Regions from separate parts of the Homo sapiens genome. Here region 2 is linked to region 1. A link is an interaction called in ENCODE POLR2A ChIA-PET data of the cell type or tissue named here. Cell type or tissue: HepG2. All regions are shown on one strand. Each heading gives the region's core, and the rest is flanking DNA. Links, peaks and the distances in the headings are about the cores only.

Region 1 (10,552 bases), core at 1-8,000:
GAACCAGTCAAACCCAGGGAAGTATCGATATATCTGGAGACAAGATGGAAACCATTTTCAGAAGCGTTGGTTAAGATATCCAGGCACAGGTCAAGGGTGCAGACAGTTTAAGTTCAGAAATCTATAAGGCGTTGCCCATAACTACCCTACCTAAGGGAGCAGGGGTGACATTGCCAAGGGGCCACCAGAGCTGTGCCCTGGCACCTTCTGCCCTGGCCGTGTCCTGGCTTTGCTGCTAGGAACAGAAGAATCACCCGCCAGGCCCCACAGACTGGCATGGCAGGGGCTGCCCTGCAAATGGGGCTCCCGCACCTCCCAGCCAGGCCAGAATCCACCCCAGAAACCAGTCTTCCCGCAGACACCAGGGCCGCCACCCCTGAGAAAGTGGGGTCTATGGACAGTTTCCTCACACAATTTAAGAAAAGCAGCACCAAAAAGTAAGATAAGATAAAAGGCTCTTCTGGTTGGTAACAGAACAGCATGAGGCCAGCATGGGCTGACACAGGCCCGAGAATCCATGGCCAGTGGGGAGCACAGGGATCACAAACCAGAGTGAGAAGGAGGGGAAAATAACTGGCTAGGTTTTAAGGGAAGGTCCAAGGTTCCATTCCCAGCTGGGGAGGGCACAGGTTGGGTGGGGCCTGGCTTACCCAGAATTCCCACTGGGGTTCACCTGGGCCTTTCCCCAAGATAAAACTGGAAGGCCAGACTCCCTGGTCCACACAGTCCAGCCCCCCAAGCACTGTCTCATACACAGAGAGGGGGGCACCCCCAGCTCCACTCCTGAACAGGAAGGCAGGGCTGTCAATACAATGCAGTCGATGACACCACGTGAGCCCGGCCTCCACTGTGTCCAGCTGCCCTCAAATGACCCAATTATGACCTGTCATTTCACCTGGCTGCAGGTTATACTTCTTGGGCAGCTCTGTGGCCAAAACTAGTATTAATTTTTAATGAAATCTGTATTCATTAGAATATTTAAATAACAATTTTTAATAATTATTATAATGTATCCTGTAATTAGTTATTTCTATAATTTATCTTAATAATGAAAAGTTAATTTTTAATAAAATCTGTACTTGCCACTGAAAATGGATGGCTCTTAGCTTCTTCGCGGATATTAGTGAATGGAGATTCCAATATAAGGGCATCTGGAGGCGTCTCTAGATAAACAAACAGGGAACTGAGAGGTAGGCAGGAAGCCAGCGACATACATGTGGCCTGTGGGGCTCTGAGGGGCCCCCAGAAAGCACAAGGAGACCACAGCGCCTCCCACCAGGCAACCACCTCGGCAGGCCTCAGATAGCACCAGGGGTGCCCGCCAGGGGAACAGAGATGGCTCTGGTCACTCCTAAAAAGCAGACTTGCTGATGCGGCTCTGGGGCCAGACCTGTGTGTGTGAGGCTCCCCAGCTCCTCAGGTGTATCATGGGAAGGGTGGCTGGTCAGCCCCGGGCCCCCCAGAATGTGCAGCTCATGCTGCTCCATGAGGACGCTGAGCACTTGCAGCAGGGCCGGGACTGGGGAGCACCCTGAATGCTCACTGCCACGGCTGGGGCCCAACAAGGCACTCACCTCGCTCACAGAGGCGCCGCACCAGATTTGTCGCCACGCTAGGAAAAAAGAAAAACAGCTTAGTTGAGTTATGATAAAATTGTTTGAGATGATATGGGCCTTATGCTGGAAAGTGCTCAGAGGAGCCATGGGGTCTGTGAAGCTACTGGAGTTTCAGGACAGAGTGGGGGAAATGGAGATCCCTCTAGCACTGGGGGTGACCTGGCTGCCCCACCATCAGCTGACCCCTGCAATGAGGGCTGTACCCACAGCCAGTCAGCTTGTCCCCGAGGTGTGTCCTGCTGCCTCTCACTGCCCGTACACTCCCATTGGCCGGGCCGCCTGTCGGCTGGGGGTGGCCAGCGTCTGCCTGCACCTCTCCTGGAGCCCACCACACCCAGGGCCTCTTGCCATCCCAGGACCACACCTGGTGGACCACGCAGACGGCCAAAGGGATGGCTGGTGCCCCCCACCCACTCCTCTCCTGATGCTTCCCAGCCTACAAGAGGCCATTCAGGTGTTGGGAGAAGGGCTGCCCCGAAGGGAAAGGCAGCAGAAAGGGAATGGCAGTGAAGGTCTGGGGACTGGGGCCCTGAGAGCAGAGGTTCCCGCAGAGACGTGGACCTCGCATCAGCAGAGATGACTCAGGCTGCCCACAAAGGGAGTGTGGAAGTACCTCCTGTCCTGGCCTCTGTGAGAAGCAAACCACCCACTGTGCCCTCCCTCAGCTCTGAAGACGCTTCTTCCTCAGAGCCAAGTCTCCCTAGGGAGACCCCTCGACCTCCACTGCCTATGTCTGTCCTGAGCCACTTCCTGGACGAGGAGCTCAGATCCTTTGGAGTCTCTTTGTAACTTCCCCTCCTGCCTCTGCCATGGGGATGGGAGCGAGGCTGGTCGGGACTAATGGTGCCACAGGGTTTGCAGGGATGGTGGACTCTCTAGATCCAGGCATGGGAGTCACCAGGAATACTGACTCCCACTAAAGGCTGCCTCCTGCTGGGGTCCCTTACCCAGTGCCCAGAGAGTGGCCCCAGATGTACACGGGGTTGTCACCACTTCTTGCTTTGATCCAGTCAAAAACGTGGAGTGCGTCATAGGTCATGCCCCGCTCAGATGGCGTTCCCACTGAGTCACCCCAACCTGGGAGGGAGAAACGGCAGGACGGGGAGGTCAAAGGCAGCTCACAAAACCTGGACAAACACACCTCCCCAAGGGGGCCCAGGGCCAGGAGGAGACAGGGAGGGGCCCGCTTGGCCCACCCTTCCAGAGTCCACAGACCCACCCAGGCCACTGGGCAGAGCAAGCAGTGGGGAGAACGGGCACAACCCCACATCCCCACCAGCCCTGGGGAAGGCAGCCCAGCAGCAACCCTGCCCTGCCCCTGCTGACTGCACAAACCAGACATCCCCTCACAGGGTCACTCTAAGTTGGTGAGCTGCACATTTGAATGGCAACTAACAGCAAGCTGAGTTAACAGAACAGATCACAGAGCTTCAGAGCTGGCACCGGCATCCTCAGGCCAGGGCTGGGACTTGCCCCACCCTCTTGGGCAGGGGAGTGAGCTCACTTCTCCCTCTCTCTTTCTTAACAGGCAAGCTAGTGAGGTCTAAGGCAGTGAAAGCCTCTGCCACCACCATCCTCAGCTCTACACTTCTCCCCCATCCCCCAGCAGCATCCATGTGTCCCACTCCGAGCCCTGACGAGCAGCAGTGCAGATGGCGTGGTCAGATGAGCAGCCCCCGGGGCCGCTGGCTGGACACCAACCTCCTCAACGCCGAAGGCTTGGTCAGGGGCAGGACAGGGAGTGGAGTCCGGAGGCTCCCAGAACAGGGAGGGCATTTCTGGGTTCAAGGCAACCATGACCCAGGAAGGGGAAAGGGGCTGTTTCCCCTTAGGGTCTAATTAGCATCTTGTTTCCATAACAGAAAACACTACCATCTCTGCCCCCCAAAATTACAACCTCCCAAGGGTCCCTCCCCCAGTCTCCAGCAAAGGTGGAGTGCAATTATCTTTCCAGCAGCCCAGCAGTGAGTCATCATCAGATGATCTGAAAGCACCACAAAGGTCAGAAAGAGCAGGTTGTGCAGTGTAAGCAAACAGTTAGTGCAGAACTTGCTGTTTCCCGACTCAGACACTAGAGGAGGGAGGAGGCCATGCAGAGGGCTAGGGCCAGGCTGGGAGGCAGGGGTATGGGGACATGAGACAGAAAGAAAAGAACAGAGACAGGGACAGGAGACAGAGACAGACAGGAAGACTGAGAGACAGGAACAGAGAGGCACAGAGACAGGCAAGAAGACTGACAGGGACAGACAGACAGGCACAGAGACAGGGACAGGAGGCAGAAGGATGCGGACAAAGAGGCAGATGCAGTGAGAGAGACAGAGGGACAGTCGGAGATGGAGCTGGCAGTCTTGGTGCCAATTAGAAACGTAGACTCCACGAGAACTGAAACAGAAAGTGCTGCGTGGGATTTCATTTCCTGACAGAAGTGCGGGGAGATGAATGGGAAGAAGCCACTCATTCTCCCTCTCCTAAGGTCTCTAGCATGCAGCAGAAGAGAACCAGTGTCAACATGGAGAGAAGGAGAGGGCAAACCACTTCCTTGCTCCTCATTCTGGAGTTTTTCCCAGCCCACAACTGTCATCCTGATGGAACTTTCTTCCCTGTGGTTGGCAGCATGGTGGCCCCCAAAAGTGTCCATGACCTAATCCCTGGAACTTGTGAACGCGTTGGGTCACATGGCTGGGGAATGAAAGGTATGGAAGGAATGAAAGCTACTAACTGCTTGCCTTGAGATGGGGGTGATCCTGGACAAGCTGGGTGGGCCCAAAATAACCACAAGGGTCCTCATCAGAGAAAAAGGGAGAGGAGTCAGGGTCAGAGCCAGATGACCTGGGACTCAATCACAGAAGGGCTGTGAGCCAAGGAACACAGGTGGCTGGAAAGGGCAGCCAGGCATTCTCCCTGAGAGCCCTGCTCCCACCCTGATTCCAGCCTGGGGGCTGCAGATTCTGAATTTCTGACCTCCAGAACTGCAAGACGCTACATGTGTGCTGGTTTAAAGCACTGTTTGTGGTAACATGTTATAGCAGCAAGAGAGAATTAACACAACCCCCACATCCAGGTGACAGCCTCTCTCCTTTGTCCCTCCCATATCTCCTCTTGGTCTGAGGATAGACACGCCACCTGCCCCCACAAGAAGGTGAAGGCAGCCAGCCACGTTGCCATCAACTCTTTAATCTCTCCAGCTGAGGACTACATGGTGGAATACACTTTTTGAAATTTTTGAGACAGGGTCTCGCTCTGTCACTCAGGCTGGAGTGCGGTGGCATGATCTTGGCTCACTGCAACCTCCGCCTCCTGGGCTCAAGCTTTCCTCCCACCTCAGCCTCCTGAGTAGCTGGGATTACAGGCACCTGCCACCAGGCTCAGCTACTTTTTTTTGTATTTTTAGTAGAGGCGGGGTTTTGCCACGCTGCCCAGGCTTATCTCGAACTCCTGGTTTCAAGCAATCTGCCCACCTCAGCCTCCCAAAGTGCTGGGATTACAGGCGTGAGCCACCGTGCCCAGCCAGAATACACTTTAAAACAGTCTCGCAGTCAGTTGCAATGGCTCACTCACACCTGTAATCCCAACACTTCGGGAGGCCAAGGTGGGCAGACTGCTTGAACCCAGTAGTTCAAGACCAGCCTGGGCAACATGGCGAAACCCTCTCTTAAAAAAAATAAAATAGCTCTCCCTCTCCCCACGGTCTCCCTCTCCCTCTCTTTCCACGGTCTCTCTCTGATGCCAAGCCGAAGCTGGACTGTACTGCCGCCATCTCGGCTCACTGCAACCTCCCTGCCTGATTCTCCTGCCTCAGCCTGCCGAGTGCCTGTGATTGCAGCAGCGCGCTGCCATGCCTGACTGGTTTTCGTATTTTTTTGGTGGAGACGGGGTTTCGCTGTGTTGGCCAGGCTGGTCTTCAGCTCCTAACCGCGAGTGATCTGCCAGCATCGGCCTCCACAGGTGCCGGGATTGCAGACGGAGTCTCGTTCACTCAGTGCTCAATGTTGCCCAGGCTGGAGTGCAGTGGCGTGATCTCGGCTCACTACAACCTCCACCTCCCAGCCGCCTGCTTTGGCCTCCCAAAGTGCCGAGATTGCAGCCTCTGCCCGGCCGCCACCCCGTCTGGGAAGTGAGGAGCGTCTCCGCCTGGCCGCCCATCGTCTGGGATGTGAGGAGCCCCTCTGCCTGGCTGCCCAGTCTGGGAAGTGAGGAGCGCCTCTTCCCGGCCGCCATCCCATCTAGGAAGTGAGAAGCGTCTCTGCCCGGCCGCCCATCGTCTGAGATGTGGGGAGCGCCTCTGCCCCGCCGCCCCGTCTGGGATGTGAGGAGCGCCTCTGCCCGGCCGCGACCCCGTCTGGGAGGTGAGGAGCGTCTCCGCCCGGCAGCCGCCCCGTCTGAGAAGTGCGGAGCCCCTCCGCCCGGCAGCCGCCCCATCTGGGAAGTGAGGAGCGTCTCCACCCGCCCCATCCGGGAGGGAGGTGGGGGCCAGCCCCCGACCGGCCAGCCACCCCGTCTGGGAGGTGGGGGGCGCCTCTGCCCGGCTGCCCCTTCTGGGAAGTGAGGAGCCCCTCTGCCCGGCTGCCACCCCGTCTGGGAGGTGTACCCAACAGCTCATTGAGAACGGGCCATGATGACGATGGCGGTTTTGTCGAATAGAAAAGGGGGAAATGTGGGGAAAAGATAGAGAAATCAGATTGTTGCTGTGTCTGTGTAGAAAGAAGTAGACATAGGAGACTCCATTTTGTTCTGTACTAAGAAAAATTCTTCTGCCTTGGGATGCTGTTGATCTATGACCTTACCCCCAACCTGGTGCTCTCTGAAACATGTGCTGTGTCCACTCAGGGTTAAATGGATTAAGGGCGGTGCAAGATGTGCTTTGTTAAACAGATGCTTGAAGGCAGCATGCTCATTAAGAGTCATCACCACTCCCTAATCTCAAGTACCCAGGGACACAAACACTGCGGAAGGCCGCAGGGTCCTCTGCCTAGGAAAACCAGAGACCTTTGTTCACTTGTTTATCTGCTGACCTTCCCTCCACTATTGTCCTATGACCCTGCCAAATCCCCCTCAGAGGAACACCCAAGAATGATCAATAAAAATAAAATAAAATAAAATAAAATAAAATAAAATAAAATAAAATAAAATAACATTAGCCAGGTGTAGTGGTGTGTGCCTGTGGTCCCAGCTACTAGGGAGGCTGAGTTGGGAAGATCACTTGAACCCGGGAGGCAGAGGTTGCAGTGAGCTGAGATCACATCACTGCAATCCAGCTGGGTGACAGAGTGAGACCCTGTCTCAAAGCAAAACCAAAACCAAAACCAAAACAAACCAGTCGCTCATTGTTAACACCAAGTATTTCTGTTGCCTATTAAGCCACAGTGTCCTTGGTATATATCAAACTATGGATTCTTGATTTGTTCAGTGGCAAGCCCTGGTTCATTCAAAAAAGCAGAAATGCTGAGGTGCAGAAGAATCTATCTTCTCTCTTAACAGTTCTTTTTTTTTTTTGACATGGAGTCTTGCTTGTCGCCAAGGCTGGAGTACAGTGGTGCAGTCTCGGCTCACTGCAAGCTCTGCCTCCCAGGTTCAAGCGCTTCTCCTGCCTCAGCCTCTCGAATAGCTGGGACTACAGGTGCGAGCCATTACGCCCGGTTAATTTTTGTATTTTCAGTAGAGATGGGGTTTCACCATGTTGGCCAGGCTGGTCACGAACTCCTGACCTCAAGTGATCCGCCTGCCTCAGCCTCCCAAAGTGCTGGGATTACAGGTGTGAACCACCATGCTCAGCCTCTCTTAACACTTCTTACTGTCTTCGTAACTTTAACAAGACAAGCTTTGATGAGCATAAACCATGTCTGACGTCCAGCTCTGCAGTCTAAAAAAGACAGTATCTTCTAATTTAAAATGCTGCAGGTTGGGTGCAGTGACTCCTGCCTGTAATCCCAACACTCTGGAAGGCTGAGGCAGGAGGATCGCTTGAGGCCAGGAGTCTGAGACTAGCCTAGGCAACACAGCGATACCCCATTTCTACTAAAAACAAAAACAAAACAGCGGGTGTGGTGTCGCATTCCTGCAGTCACAGCTACTCGAGAGCCTAAGGCAGAAGGATCCCTTGAGCCAAGGAGTTCAAGGCTGCAGTGAGCTACAATCATGCTACTGTACTCCAGGTTGGGTGACAAAGTGAGATCCTATCTTAAAAAAAAAAAAAAAAAAGTTGCTGACAGGGCATCTGCTGGGGGCTCCAGGTGCTGAGCCTCCCCTACCAGAAGGGGCTCTCCTGACAGCTCCATCAGGGTCTTTGTCAGGACCCAGGACACCATCACAGCACAGGCAAAGCAGGCGCTGGCCTTGCTCCGAGCCTCTTCGAGTGAGGCCTGCCCATGGGATACCGCCAGCAAGCAGTGGAATTGTGCTCAGATGCTCTTGCAAAAGAAATCTCACCTCTGTAGTCAAAGGTGACCACATGGTAACCAAGGGAACTCAGCACCTGTAAAGTGAAAAATAAACATCTTTGGCAACAAATCCAAGCATCTGTATTGAGGGCAGCTTGCCGCTTACTAAACTCATCCAACTTTCTCTCCTCTGCCTTGTACGTAGTGGCAGCTTCATAAAGACTGTGACATGCTGCCTGACTCCTGGCTGGGTTTTATGAAACCAAGATGCCAACTGCCACTGCAGGACTTGCTGACATCCCTGCCTGGGAGCGCAGGAAGGCTCTCCCTTCCTCCTGCTTAGACGCTAGGGGGCCAGGAGCAGTGTCCGGCCGCAGCTCCACTCGTGCTGCAGGGCAGCCTCTGGGGCGGCCTCCTCTGGAGGCAGACAGCTCTCGGTGCTGCAGTGTGATGGTAGACCCCCAGGAGGAGGGCTACACTGTGCAGAGACCCCATCTGGGGACCCTTGCTGCAACCCAGTATTTCTTGGATTTTAAGCTCTTGTCAATTTTTTTTTCTGTTATTTTTTTTTAATCCCTACAGACTAGCTGACCTCTTTCATTTAGCTCACTCCTCAAACACCCACCCCTGTGCCCTTGCTGGGGTGTGCCCAGAGCAACATGGGAGGCTGCCGCACCATCATGTCACCCAGAATCACAGCTCCCTTCTTTGGGGGGGTTGTTGGGTGCTTCCCCAGGGCAGCCTGCACTTCCTTGCCAGCTCCTAGCCACCGCAGAGGCTATAACCAGAGCCAACCTGCTCCAGCCCTGTTGACCTCAGCAGGATGAATCATTTCTTTTAACAGAAAACTGAAAAAAGGACCAATCACTTCTCAAACTCTCCCCACCTTTCCTGACTTAATGCAATGTACTCCACGGGTAAAATCCTCCAATAGCTCAGAGCTGGGTGTGCCCCCGCCTCTGTCTGTGCCCCTGCCTCTGTCTGTGTTCCCTTCTGCCCTGTGGGCCAGTGCAGATGGCCCTCTGAGGGGAGGAGAGTGAGGCTGTTTCAACAGTATCTCTTGGGCTCCAAGACCCAGACAACCAGATGAAGAACAAAACCAAGCAACCAAGCACAAGTGAAGGTCTGCACGCCCTGCCCTAGGCACCCCCTGCATGTGGGGAGACCTGCAGGCGCTCCCACTGTGTGCCTGGAAGCTGATTCAAGTCCCACCTGCAGCCCTTGCTGGGGTGAGCCTACGACCTGGCAGTCAGTGTAGCACCTGGAGCACCTGGTTTCTCTTTTCCTTTTTTTTTGTTTTTTGAGACGGAGTCTTGCTCTGTTGCCCAGGCTAGAGTGCAGTGGTGCCATCTTGGCTCACTGCAACCTCCGCCTCCCAGGTTTAAGCAATTCTCTGCCTCAGCCTCCTGAGTAGCTGGGATTACAGGCGCCCGCCACCACGCCTGGCTAATTTTTTTTGTATTTTTAGTAGAGACGGGGTTTCACCATCCTGGCCGGCTGGTCTTGAACTCCTGACCTTGTGATCCACCCATCTTGGCCTCCCAAAGTGCTGGGATTACAGGCGTGAGCCACCACACCCAGCCGTCTCTTTTCATTTTATACACAAGTAACGTAACATTGAAAAACAATTTCCAGTGCTGCTTATGTAGTCTGCCAATATCTGCACTTGGTCTACAAAGCCCATACATTCTGATGTTGGGGCCCAGGCCTAGAAGCAGTGTGATGGGCAGTCACAGCAGAGGCAGCCAAGGCCCTACCTTCCAGCACGCCCATCCAAAGGCAGTGTTAAAAAGCTCAACACGCCTGTCATCCCAACACTTTGGGAGGCCAAGGTGGGAGGCCCAGGAGTTCGAGACCAGCCTGAGCAACATAGGGAGACCTCATTTCTACAAAAAAACAAACAAAAATTAGCTGGGCGTGGTGGCGGCATGCACCTGCAGTCTCAGGAGGCTGAAGCAGGAGGATAGTTTGAGCCCAGGAGGTCGACGCTGCAGTGCGCTGTGACTGTACCACTGCACTCCAGCCTGGGCAACAGAGGAGGAGGACCCTGTCTCACACACACAAACAGCCCAGCAATAGTTAACTCTCAAGCTGTGAGTCTGGTGACTCCCTTCACTTCCTGCCCTGGAAAGAACAGCCCAGGGAACAGGTGTGGGTGCTGCCTGCACTCACCTTGTAAAGCTCCACGCGGTGGTCGCCTCCTCTGGAGAAGAAAACAGGACATGGTGTGAGCACATCTTCTCAGAGTTGGGCCCCAGGTCAACTTGTCCTCCATACCCCAAACCAGGGGGAGGCCAATGAAAGAGGGCAGAACCTCTTCCTTGGGTCCCCCTAAGTAGCCCCACACTCGCCTCTGGCAGTGCTGTGCCAAGGGGGAGATGGTCTTAGCACTTTGGGGGAGATTTCTTAATGACTGCTTTTATTTTTCAGTAGGTAATGCACACCTACAGCCCCAAACTAGAAAGACACTAAAGGAAACACAGCAAGGCCTCATCCACCACACCCCAGACCCTCCCAGCTTCCCTGTGCCAAGGACACCCTGTGTAGACAGAGGCTGTG
Region 2 (10,552 bases), core at 802-8,801, 67 kb after region 1:
GCCTGGGATACAGACTGAGACACCGTCTCAAAAAAAAAAATTAAAAAAATAAAGACGTTGCTTCACTGAATTCTTACTTACTTTTCTTTTAAGAAAACTTCTTTGCCCATATCTTTGTTCCTGTGTGCACAGTATGTCTTTTTTCCTCTGGTTGGTTTGAAGGTTTTTTTTTTCTTTATCACTGATTTTGAGCAATTTGATTACGAAGTGCCTTGGTATACTGCTTCATGTTTCTTATGCAGGAGATTAATTAAGCTTCTTAGCAGTGGGTTTACAGTTTTCACCAAGCTTGTAAAGTTTCTGGCCACTATTTCTTCAAATATTTTTTCTCTCCTTTCTCCTCTTCTTTGAGGACTTTAATTATCAGTATAATAGGCTACCTGAAGTTGTCCCATAGCATAGTGATGCATTTATTTATTTATTTATTGACAGGGTCTCACTCTGTTGCCCAGACCAGAGTGTAGTGGCTTGATCATGGCTCATGCAGTCTTGACCTCCCAGGCTCAAGCAATCCTCCCACCTTAGCCTCCCAATTAGTTGTAATCAAAGGCATGCACACCACGCCTGGCTAATTGTTCAATTTTTTTCTTTTTTGATGAGGTCTCCCTTTGTTGCCCAGGCTGGTCTCAGATTCCTGGGCTCAAGTGATCCTCCTTCTTTATCCTCCCAAAGTGCTAGGATTACAGGTGTGCTGGGATTACACACATGGTCGGAGTACAGGTGTGTGCCACCACACCTGGCCTAGTAATGATGCTTTTGAAAATCTGTTTGGTTCTCTTTTCCCCAGGTTTCATGTTGAATAGTTGAGCTCTTTCTTTAGCAGTGTTTAATCTGCCCTTCAATGTAATTCCCTTCAGTGTAAACTTTACCTCACACATTATGGTTTTCATCTTCAGAAATTCAATTTGGGTAATTTTCAGATTTTCCATGACTCTCCACTTAACTTCTAGAACATATGGAATACAATTACAGTAAGTTTGTTTGTTTGTTTTTGAGATGGAATTTCGCTCTTGTTGCCCAGGCTGGAGTGCAGTGGCACGATCTCAGCTCACTGCAACCTCCGCCTCCCAGGTTCAAGTGATTCTCCTGCCTCAGCCTCCCGAGTAGCTGGGATTACAGGCATGTGCCACCACACCCGGCTAATTTTGTAATTTTAGTAGAGACAGGACACAGGGTTTCTCCATGTTGGTCAGGCTGGTCTCAAACTCCTTACCTCAGGTGATCCTCCCGCCTCGGCCTCCCAAAGTGCTGGGATTACAGGTGTGAGCCACCACGCCCAGCCTACAGTGTTTTAATGTGCTTCTCTTCAACACTAACGTGCGTGTCAGTACTCAGTCGGTTTTCATTGATTATTCTCTTCATTATATACACATCATAGTTTCCTCCCACTCTGCATGCCTGTGCTATGGGCTGAATAATGTCCCCTCAAAATTTGTATGTTGAAGTCTTAACCCCTAGCACTTCAGAATATGACTGTATTTAGAGAGAGGGTCTTAAGGAGGTAATTATGCTAAAATGAGGTCATCAGGGTGGACCCTAATCCACTATGACTCAGCTTTGTAAGAAGAAATGCAGAAAGAGCCACACACAGAGGTTAGACCATATGAAGACACATGGAGAAGGTGGTCATCTACAGGCAAAGCAGAGGGGCCTCATGAGAAACCAGCCCTGCTGACACCTCCATCTTGGACTTCTGGCCTCTGGAATCGAGAGAAAATAAACTTCTGCCATTTAAGTCACCTGGTCTGTGTTACTTTGTTATGGTAGCCCTCACAAACCCATACACCTGGAATTTCCCACTACTGAAGCATGCTGTTCCTGAATGTTCTACCAGTAAATTATAATCTTGCTCTAAGTAGCAGGGACTGTATCTTCTGATCTTTTCAGACAGTTCTTTCCCCAGCCACAGAGAGTTTCCTCACACACGTGTGCTGATCAAGGGGACCCTCTGCAGACCCCAGGGTCTCTCTCTGTGTTGCTCTCTCCTCTCTGGTACTCTGTCCTATAAACTCTAGCCACATTGGTCTCTCCAGATTCTCAGCTCCACACCCACAACCCTGGGAGTCCACGTGGCTCCCCTCCCTGTGCCATGGCGTGGAAGCTCTCTCAAGGAGATCAGCTAGGGTACTGTAGGGCTCACTTCCTTTGTCTGTCACTTCTCCGAGTTTACTGTCCTTTGTTGCTTGGTGCCCAGTGTTTTAAAAATTGTTTCGTGTATGTTGTCGTTTTTGTTGTGGCTGCTATTTGGGTTATTTCCGGGTAAATTCAGCCACCTTGGTCAGTAGTGGAAGTTCTATGTTTCTTTTAAAATATGTCTATAATTAGCTGGGTGCAGTGGCTCACACCTGTAATCCCAGCACTTTGGGAGGCCAAGGCAGGTGGATCACGAGGTCAGGAGATCGAGACCATCCTGGCTAACACGGTGAAACCCCGTCTCTACTAAAAATACAAAAATATTAGCTGGGCGTGGTGGTGGGCGCCTGTAGTCCCAGCCACTTGGGAGGCTGAGGCAGGAGAATGGCATGAGCTGGGAGGCGGAGATTGTAGTGAGCCCAGATCGCACCACTGCACTCCAGCCTGGGCGACAGAGTGAGACTCTGTCTCAAAAAATAATAATAATAATAATAATGTCTACAATTAGTTTTCATCAACTCCTTCATTAATGTAACCATCAAAATTGTTGAGGAAAAGTGTTTTATCATTTAATTCCATGGTATTCTCTTAGAAGGAACAAGAGAGTAACGCCAAATCTCATTCCCCAAGACTAACAGATTAAATTCTTCTTAGCTTTTAGGCGGAAATCTTAACAACAATCTCCATAATCATATTCAAAAGCAGTCAGTGTTGAGAGCAATTTCACTCTACTGAATTGAAAACTTTAAGGCCTTAATAAAACACACAAGAGCAGTCCATAAATGTCTCTTTGTTCCCAAAGAAGAAAACAAAAAATCATGAGGATTCAGTCGGCAGAACTGAACAACTGGGTATCCTACTGTGAGAAGGCCTTATTTTCCTGGCAGAAACAAAAATATTTCACCACTGTGGTACGGCATGTTTTCAGGTGCTTTACACACAGCCACATAACCTTACCTTGCTTTATTTTTCTTTATAGCACTTTATCACCCTTTGAAATTTTACTGTATACTTATGTGCTATCTTTGTTGCCGTGTTTCTCCTTCATGAGAACAGAAGTCCCACAAGGACTGGGATTTGTCCCACTCTTGTGCAGCATTTTATCCACTCTAGCCTTCAGTGAAGGCTAGGTCAACGAAAAAGACATACTTGCTAAATGGATGGAAGAACACAGGAGCAATACTCTCAACACAGGCCACACTGTTCACAGCAATTATCCAGAGGGAGTTTCACTTTCTCTGTTTTAAATTTTTATTAAGAACTCTTTATTACTTTGGAATCAGAAAAAAAAATCAAACTGTTTGAGAGAGGAACAGAGTGAGAGAGAGAGGGCCCCTCAGAGGCCGCCCTTCACCACAGCTATGACATCTCCCAGGCGACCTCATACCTGGAGATGCTTCCCTGGGCCCTGGCAGAATCTCCTTCAGCTTTTTCCTGAGGCTCTGGGGCTGCACTGGCAGCCTCCCAGCTGGCCTGTACTGGCCTAACAGTCCCTTCCTCCTGGAACCCTAAGCCAGATATTGAATGTCCTAGAATGGCAGTCTTTTTTGCTTGCCTTCTTGTAGGTTATGCCATGATGTGCCTTGTCAAGGTGTCCTGTGTCCCCAAACTGAGAATTTTTCTCATGTCTTTAGATGGCTCTATTGGCCAGCAATGCATTTTGCATTACATCCTGTCAAGCAAGAGGCTAAGAGACCTATTCTTAGTCAGTTTTTTGTTTCTATAATTAAATAACTGAGGTCAGTAATTTATAAAGAAGGAAATTTATTTCTTAGCATTCTGGAGGCTGGGAAGTCCAAGGTCAAGGGGCCATATCTGGTGAGGACCTTCTTGCTGGTGGGGACTCCGAAGAGTCCCAAGGTGGCTCAGGGCATCACATGGTAATGGGGATCAGAGGAGATGGCCACACTGCCTTTTACAACAGTGATAACTCTCATGATAACTAACCCAAACCCTCAATAAACCATTAATCTATGAATGGATTCATCCACTCATGAGAGCAAAGCCCTCATGACCCAATCACCTCCCAAAGGTCCCACCTCTAGTTTTTTTGTTTGTTTGTTTTGAGATGGAATCTTGCTCTGTCACCCAGGCTGGAGTACAGTGGCGTGATCTCGGCTCACTGCAACTTCTGCCTTCCAGGTTCAAGCGATTCTCCTGCCTCAGCCTCCCAAGTAGCTGGGATTACAGGCGTGTGCCACCACACCCAGCTAATTTTTGTATTTTTAGGATAGACGGGGTTTCACCATGTTGGCCAGGATGGTCTTGATCTCTTGATCTCGTGTTCCGCCCACCTCAGCCTCCCAAAGTGCTGGGATGACAGGCGTGGGCCACCGCGTCCGGCCAGGTCCCACTTCTTATATGTAGTTAGTACTACATTGAGGACCAAGATTCCAATACTTTCCAACACATGAAATTTTCGGGGACACATTTAAACCATTAAACCATCAAGCCATAGCAGATACCCTGAAGATAAATCAGTACATAAAAATGTCAGAGCAACACAGGAGTCTTTAAGAAAGGATAAATGTGAATGAAGGTAGACTAACCTTCTCCAGCCATCCCTGTATTTTCTCTTTGCCAAAGGCATCATCAAAGCCTGAGTATGCAAGAGCTGATGGTTGCCAAGCATAAAACATGACAGACAACTAGCTCCCTGAGGACAGGTACTATCTCCTTGTATCCCCAGGGCCTGGCACAACATCTGGCAAACAGCAGGAATACAGTAGCTACTGAATAAAATGACCTATGGGCACTTGGCATTGACAGGGCCACTTTCAGGTAGGAGCAATGTGGTTATCCAGGACCAGGAGTGGCAAAGGTCAAGGATGAAGGGGTAGGGCATATATGATGTACACATTATGAGGAGAAAAAAATAGTTGAAAGTTAAAAGCCATATCTATTCTAGTGATCTGAACTACCACATCAAAATGACCGGCATTGACCCTGAACATTCTTACCTTCCCATTACGAACAGTTCAGTCAATATACCCCAAGCTTTGTTTGAAGACTCCACCAGCCTGATAAGAACTGAAGATAATTTGAACTTTTTTTTTTTTTTTTTTTTACCATGAAGCTCAGGACAACTTCAGGCTTCAAGAACAAACCCTAAGTTTCAGCACCCCTGAGGTATGCGTGTATTCCCTCACTGACAGCCGTGTCCACGTTCACCTTTACAAACCCAAAAGTCCTGGCTTTCTCAGCCTTTCCCACACCAACACCCATCTGCCCTCTGCTCTCATTATGTCAGGACATTTTCTTATCCGCTAAACTTATCACAAGTGAATGAGGCAACTCAGCCCACAACTACCATATGAAGATTAATTCTATTTAACAATGAAGACACTTAGCAATCTGTGTACCAGCAAGCCCTGGGGGCCGAGAGTTCTGCCTGGTCCCACCTGATCACTCTGTCATGACCTCAGTTCATGTGAACCTTTCGCCCACCTTCGTCTCAAACCCAGCCCTGAGACCCTCCATGCTGGGATGTGTGCAGGGACCCCGTGCAGGCTTCCCAGAGCAGGGGAGCACTCAACTATGCAGAACATGTCAACTCCACAGATACACAGCAGGTCGTGACTGAAATGACTTCCCAAGGGAACTGTCCTTGTCATCCTTTTTAAAAACATTAAATGTCAGAAAGACGATATGAGAGCTCAGACTGCGCCCACGTGGGGAACTGAGAGAGAGAGGCCCAGTACCTCCTTTTCCCTCTGCCCTCCTAGCAGATGGCCTTGCTGCTTATTTCCTAAGGACAGCACAAGCACTCAGAAGAGAACTGGCAGATTCCTTCACCCACAAATAGATCAACTTACCCATGTCTTTCCCCACAGCCTTGGCCTTCCTTCCTATCTGAGGGGAACTCCTCTGCTCAGCCTCAGAACACTGGGTCCCATCCCTTCTCACAGGCCCAGAGACATCACTGCACCTACTCTGTCCCATGCCGTCCATCTTCTCCTCTCCCCTGGATTATTCCCATGCACACTCCAGACTGCTCTAATATTGCACAATTATGATATCATAATTATCAATATAATAGGCTGCTTGAAGTTATCCTATAGCATAGTGATGCTTTTATTTATTTATATATTTTTTTGAGACAGGGTGTCACTCTGTTGCCCAGACCAGAGTGCAGTGGCTTGATCATGGCTCACACAGTCTTGACCTCCCGGGCTCAAGCAATCATGCACGCCATGCCTGGCTAATTCTTTTTTTTTTTGGTCTAGATGAGGTCTCCCTTCATTGCCCAGGCTGGTCTCAGATTCCTGGGCTCAAGTGATCCTCCTTCTTTATCCTCCCAAAGTGCTAGGATTACAGGTATGCTGGGATTACAGGCATGGCAGGAGTACAGGTGTGTGCCACCGCACCTGGCCTTGTAACGATGCTTTTGAAAATTTGTTTGGTTCTCTTTTCCCCAGGTTTCACATTGAATAGTTGAGCCCTTTCTTTAGCAGTGTTTAATCTGCCCTTCAGTGTAATTCCCTTCAGTGTAACCTTTATCTCACACATTGTGGTTTTCATCTTTAGAAATTCCATTTCAGTAATTTTCAGGTTTTCCATAACTCCACTTAACTTCTGGAACACATGGAATACAATTACCATTGAGTGGTTTCTTTTGTTGTTTTTTTGAGATGGAGTTTCGCTCTTGTTGCCCAGGCTGGAATGCAATGGCGCGATTTTGGCTAATATATCACATAACTATCATAATATCATAATTATCAATATAGTGGGCTGCCTGAAGTTGTCCTATGGCATAGTGATGCTTTTATTATTTATTTATTTTTTGATATCTAATATCACTGCTAAGAAAACTCACCCCCTCCAGCCATCCCTCCCTGTCTTTCCCCCTTTACTGCACAGCTCCCTGGAAAAGCTACCTGCATTTCCTCTCTCCACTTCTTCCTTGAGCCCTCACCATTAGGCTTTTGCTCCCACCACTGCAGTAAGCCACTCCTGTCAATACTGATCTCGTGTCACCAAATCCAATTGCAGATCAGGCTTTCTTCTGCAACAGGCCTTCTTTAGGTGGCTGCCTTGACACCTTTTCCCAGCAATCCTTCTAACTCATTGCCCAGGTCCTGACTCCTCTGTCCTGACTTGTCTGCTGGGAGAGTCTGCTGCAAGGGTCTAGGTACCACCTGTCACAGCCATGGTCAGGTACAGGCCCTAACCTCCCCCTTGAACTCTATCCCCTATCCACCTGGATGTTTAACAGGCACCTCAATATGTCCAAAACCAAACATTACTTCTCCTGCCCCAAAGCACTTGCTCTTTCCACATCTGTCCCCATCTCAGTATCTGGCAACTCCATTCTTCCTGTTGCTCAGAAAGTAGTTTGTGAATCCAGAATCACATGCCTCTTCTTATCTCCACAGCTGCTGTCCCGGCCTGAGCCCCTGTCATCTCTTGCCTGGATGACCCTGGCAGCCCCTAGCCGGTCTCCCTGCTTGCCCACCGCAGTCTGTGCTTGTCACACAGTCAGAGTGACATGATGACACACACCATGCCATTTCTCTAGCAGCCAGTGGCATCCATTCACATGTCTCCTTGTCAGAAACATCCCCTGTACACCCAGACTGTGCACACACAGCCACAGGGCCTCATCTGCGGCTATTCCCTCACTGGCACCATTTTCCTCCTTAGTGCCCTAAGCACATGACATCATGTGTTTCTTCATGTTTTATCTGCCTCCCCTACCAGAATGTAAAGGCCAGGAGAACTGCAACGGCCTCAGCATTCACAGGTGTTACTGGGCGTAACAGGTACTCAAACTGTTAAATGAGTGGCTGGAAAAAAGTGTTAAATAAGCAAATAGTATTGCTACAAATGCTCTAATACCAACAGACACATTAACTGATCAGGATGGACCCTATATGCACGACTGGCTGAGAAGCCAGACTCTTAATTGTTTGGGGCAGAAAAGGGTAGAAGAAAATCCTTCTAGACATGAGCTAACAGATCTTTCTCAGTACCCTCTTTTTTTTTTTTTTTCCTTGTTTTGTTTTTGAGACAAAGTCTCGCTCTGTCACCCAAGCTGGAGTGCAGTGGTGCAATCTCGGCTCACTGCAGCCTCCACCTCCTGGGTTCAAGCGATTCTCCTGCCTCAGCCTCCCAGGATTACAGGAGATAATCCCTCACCTGGGATTACAGGTGCTCACAACCTCACCTGGCTAATTTTTGTCTTTTTAGTAGAGATGGTGTTTCACCACGTTGGCCAGGCTGGTCCTGAACTCCTGAACTCAAGTGATCTGCCTGCCTCGGCCTCCCAAAGTGCTGGGATTACAGGCATGAGCCACCACACTGGCCAGTACCCTGAGCTCTTAATATTATAATCATCATGGGGCTAGTCATCTAGAAGATGTCACTGACCAAGCACTCACCATGTGCCAGGAACATTCCACACACCTGGGCCTCACCACAATCCTACAGGGAAGACACTCTTATCCCTACATCACAGATGAAGAAACAAACTCAGAGTGTTACACAACTCACCCAAGCCAGAGAATCTGAAAACTCACCTGAGACCTGGGTCTCTATGAAGGCTATCCTCTGAAGCAGTAAATCACAATACAAAGGGGCTGAGGCCTAAATGAGAAGTCTTGCTGGTAATGGGACAGTTTGGTTCCGGCATCCTGGCTCTTGGCCCCTGTTCACTGACTGACACTCTAGACGCTGGCTCTCGGTGTGGCACGAGATAGATGGCTTACCCACTCTCATGCTGAAAGGGCCCCTGCCAAAGCACAAGCACACTGAGACCAAAGTCCTGTGGCGTCATCTCTGGGTGAAGAGCATTGACTTCATCTGTCAGCTTTTGAGGTTATATTTCAATAAACATTTTCCCTGCAGATTTCACTCTGGAAGGACAAGTGTTCTAATGGAAGAGGAGAGAAAGGAGGGGAACGAAGAGGAGGAGAAGTTGCAGCAGCGGGAGTCTGAAATGAGGTCCTGTCTCCATCGCTGTTAGCACAAACCTGACAAGATGACCCATCTTCCATGCCTCTCTCCAAGGCTTCCTCCATGAAAGTGCCTCAGGTGCTTTCAGCCTGCCCAAAGATACCCCTCACAGTTCAGGCCTGTCTGCCAAAGTCACCATAGAAGGCGGACACTCCCTTGGGAAGGGTCACTGTGGCTGAAAGGAACTAGGAACCAAGCAGAGATACAGGATGCAGAGTCCTAATAAAGCAGAAGGCAGTGGCAAAGCACCAAGTCCCAGTGTGGCCAGTCCCTGGCTGGAGTGCAGCATTGATAAGGTACACTGAGTTAGGAAGAGGAAAACCAGTACCAGTTGAGGGGGGGGGCCAGCTATGGCGCCATAAACAAAGCCAGCCCCATGCCTTGTCACAGTCCTGGCCCAGACTGTACTGAGGGTGGAGCAAAAGGAAAAAGGAGATGGATGAAGCAGACTTTAACCACAAAAGCTAGCTCAGAACTCGCTCCCATCTTCCTAATCTGTAAAGAAAAGATGAAGAGATACCATACAGGGACACTTAGAGGGTGAGGTTGATACTGAACCTCGGGAAGGCTGACACTGAAGAAGACAGATGTTAACCTCAGCCACCCACTCTTCTGGGTTAGGGGGAAGCCATTAGCAACCTTGGATAAAGTATCTTCTTTGGGTAAAGGAAGAAATAGGTGTGATGACTATGTTCTTTGGCATTTACGTATGAGGGTGATCTGGCTATGAAACCTCCCATGCAGCCCACTGATCTCTGTCAATCCAGCAGATCTGGCCTGTCGGTTGGGAGTTGGAGGATAAAGACTAGGTAACACACAGACCGTGTACATCTCATGACTGCCTTCTCAGGGTCCAAATTAGACCAGTCATGCCTTCAATGCACATTCCCAACAATTCCAGGGCTAATGAAAGGCCCACAAAATCCCTCATTTGGGCTGGGCGCGGTGGCTCACGCCTGTAATCCCAGCACTTTGGGAAGCCGAGGCAGGCGGATCACAAGGTCAGGAGTTCAAGACCAGCCTGGCCAATATGGTGAAACCCCGTCTCTACTAAAAATATAAAAATTAAGGCCGGGCACAGTGGCTCACCCCTGTAATCCCAGTACTTTGGGAGGCCAAGGTGGGCGGATCATGAGGTCAGGAGTTCAAGATCAGCCTGACCAACATGGTGAAACCTCGTCCCTACTAAAAATACAAAAAATTAGCCAGGTATGGTGGCGTGCACCTGTAATCCCAGCTACTCGGGAGGTTGAGGCGGGAGAATCACTTGAACCTGGCACACGGAGGTTGCAGTGAGCCGAGATCACGCCACTGCCCTCCAGCCTGGGCAACAGAGGGAGACTCTTTCTCAAAAAAAAAAAAAAAAAAAAGAAAAAAAAGAAAAAAAATTAGCCGGGCATGGTGGCGGGCGCCCATAGTCCCAGCTACTCAGGAGGCTGAGGCAGGAGAATCGCTTGAATCTGGG

The links. Peaks named below come from ENCODE experiments on the same cell type or tissue, not always from the same donor. Only the 100,000 strongest peaks of a DNase experiment are listed, where the experiment ranks them.
Region 2: POLR2A ChIA-PET joins it to region 1 with 21 read pairs; 8 of 35 experiments call an interaction of 5 or more read pairs at or near these places.

What each region holds. Positions count from the first base shown.
Region 1 is chr20:25,306,883-25,317,434 of GRCh38, forward strand. ABHD12 (abhydrolase domain containing 12, lysophospholipase) reads right to left here. Exons shown (of 13, transcript NM_001042472.3): 5 at 10,166-10,196; 6 at 8,043-8,088; 7 at 2,564-2,693; 8 at 1,575-1,612; 9 at 1,084-1,163; 10 at 1-33. Among named protein-coding and RNA genes, the nearest start is that of PYGB, 64 kb to the left of the region's middle. RefSeq lists enhancers at 2,308-3,507, 3,352-3,471, 10,095-10,552. In HepG2, for the core only: CTCF peaks have their summits at 2,549 (motif pointing left) and 3,695; DNase peaks (open chromatin) are centred at 2,689, 3,009, 3,639, 4,269 and 1 weaker place; H3K4me3 peaks cover 773 bases.
Region 2 is chr20:25,373,518-25,384,069 of GRCh38, forward strand. The region is part of intron 1 of ABHD12 (abhydrolase domain containing 12, lysophospholipase); the gene reads right to left. Among named protein-coding and RNA genes, the nearest start is that of ABHD12, 12 kb to the right of the region's middle. In HepG2, for the core only: no CTCF peak of the experiment used is centred there; a DNase peak (open chromatin) is centred at 4,994.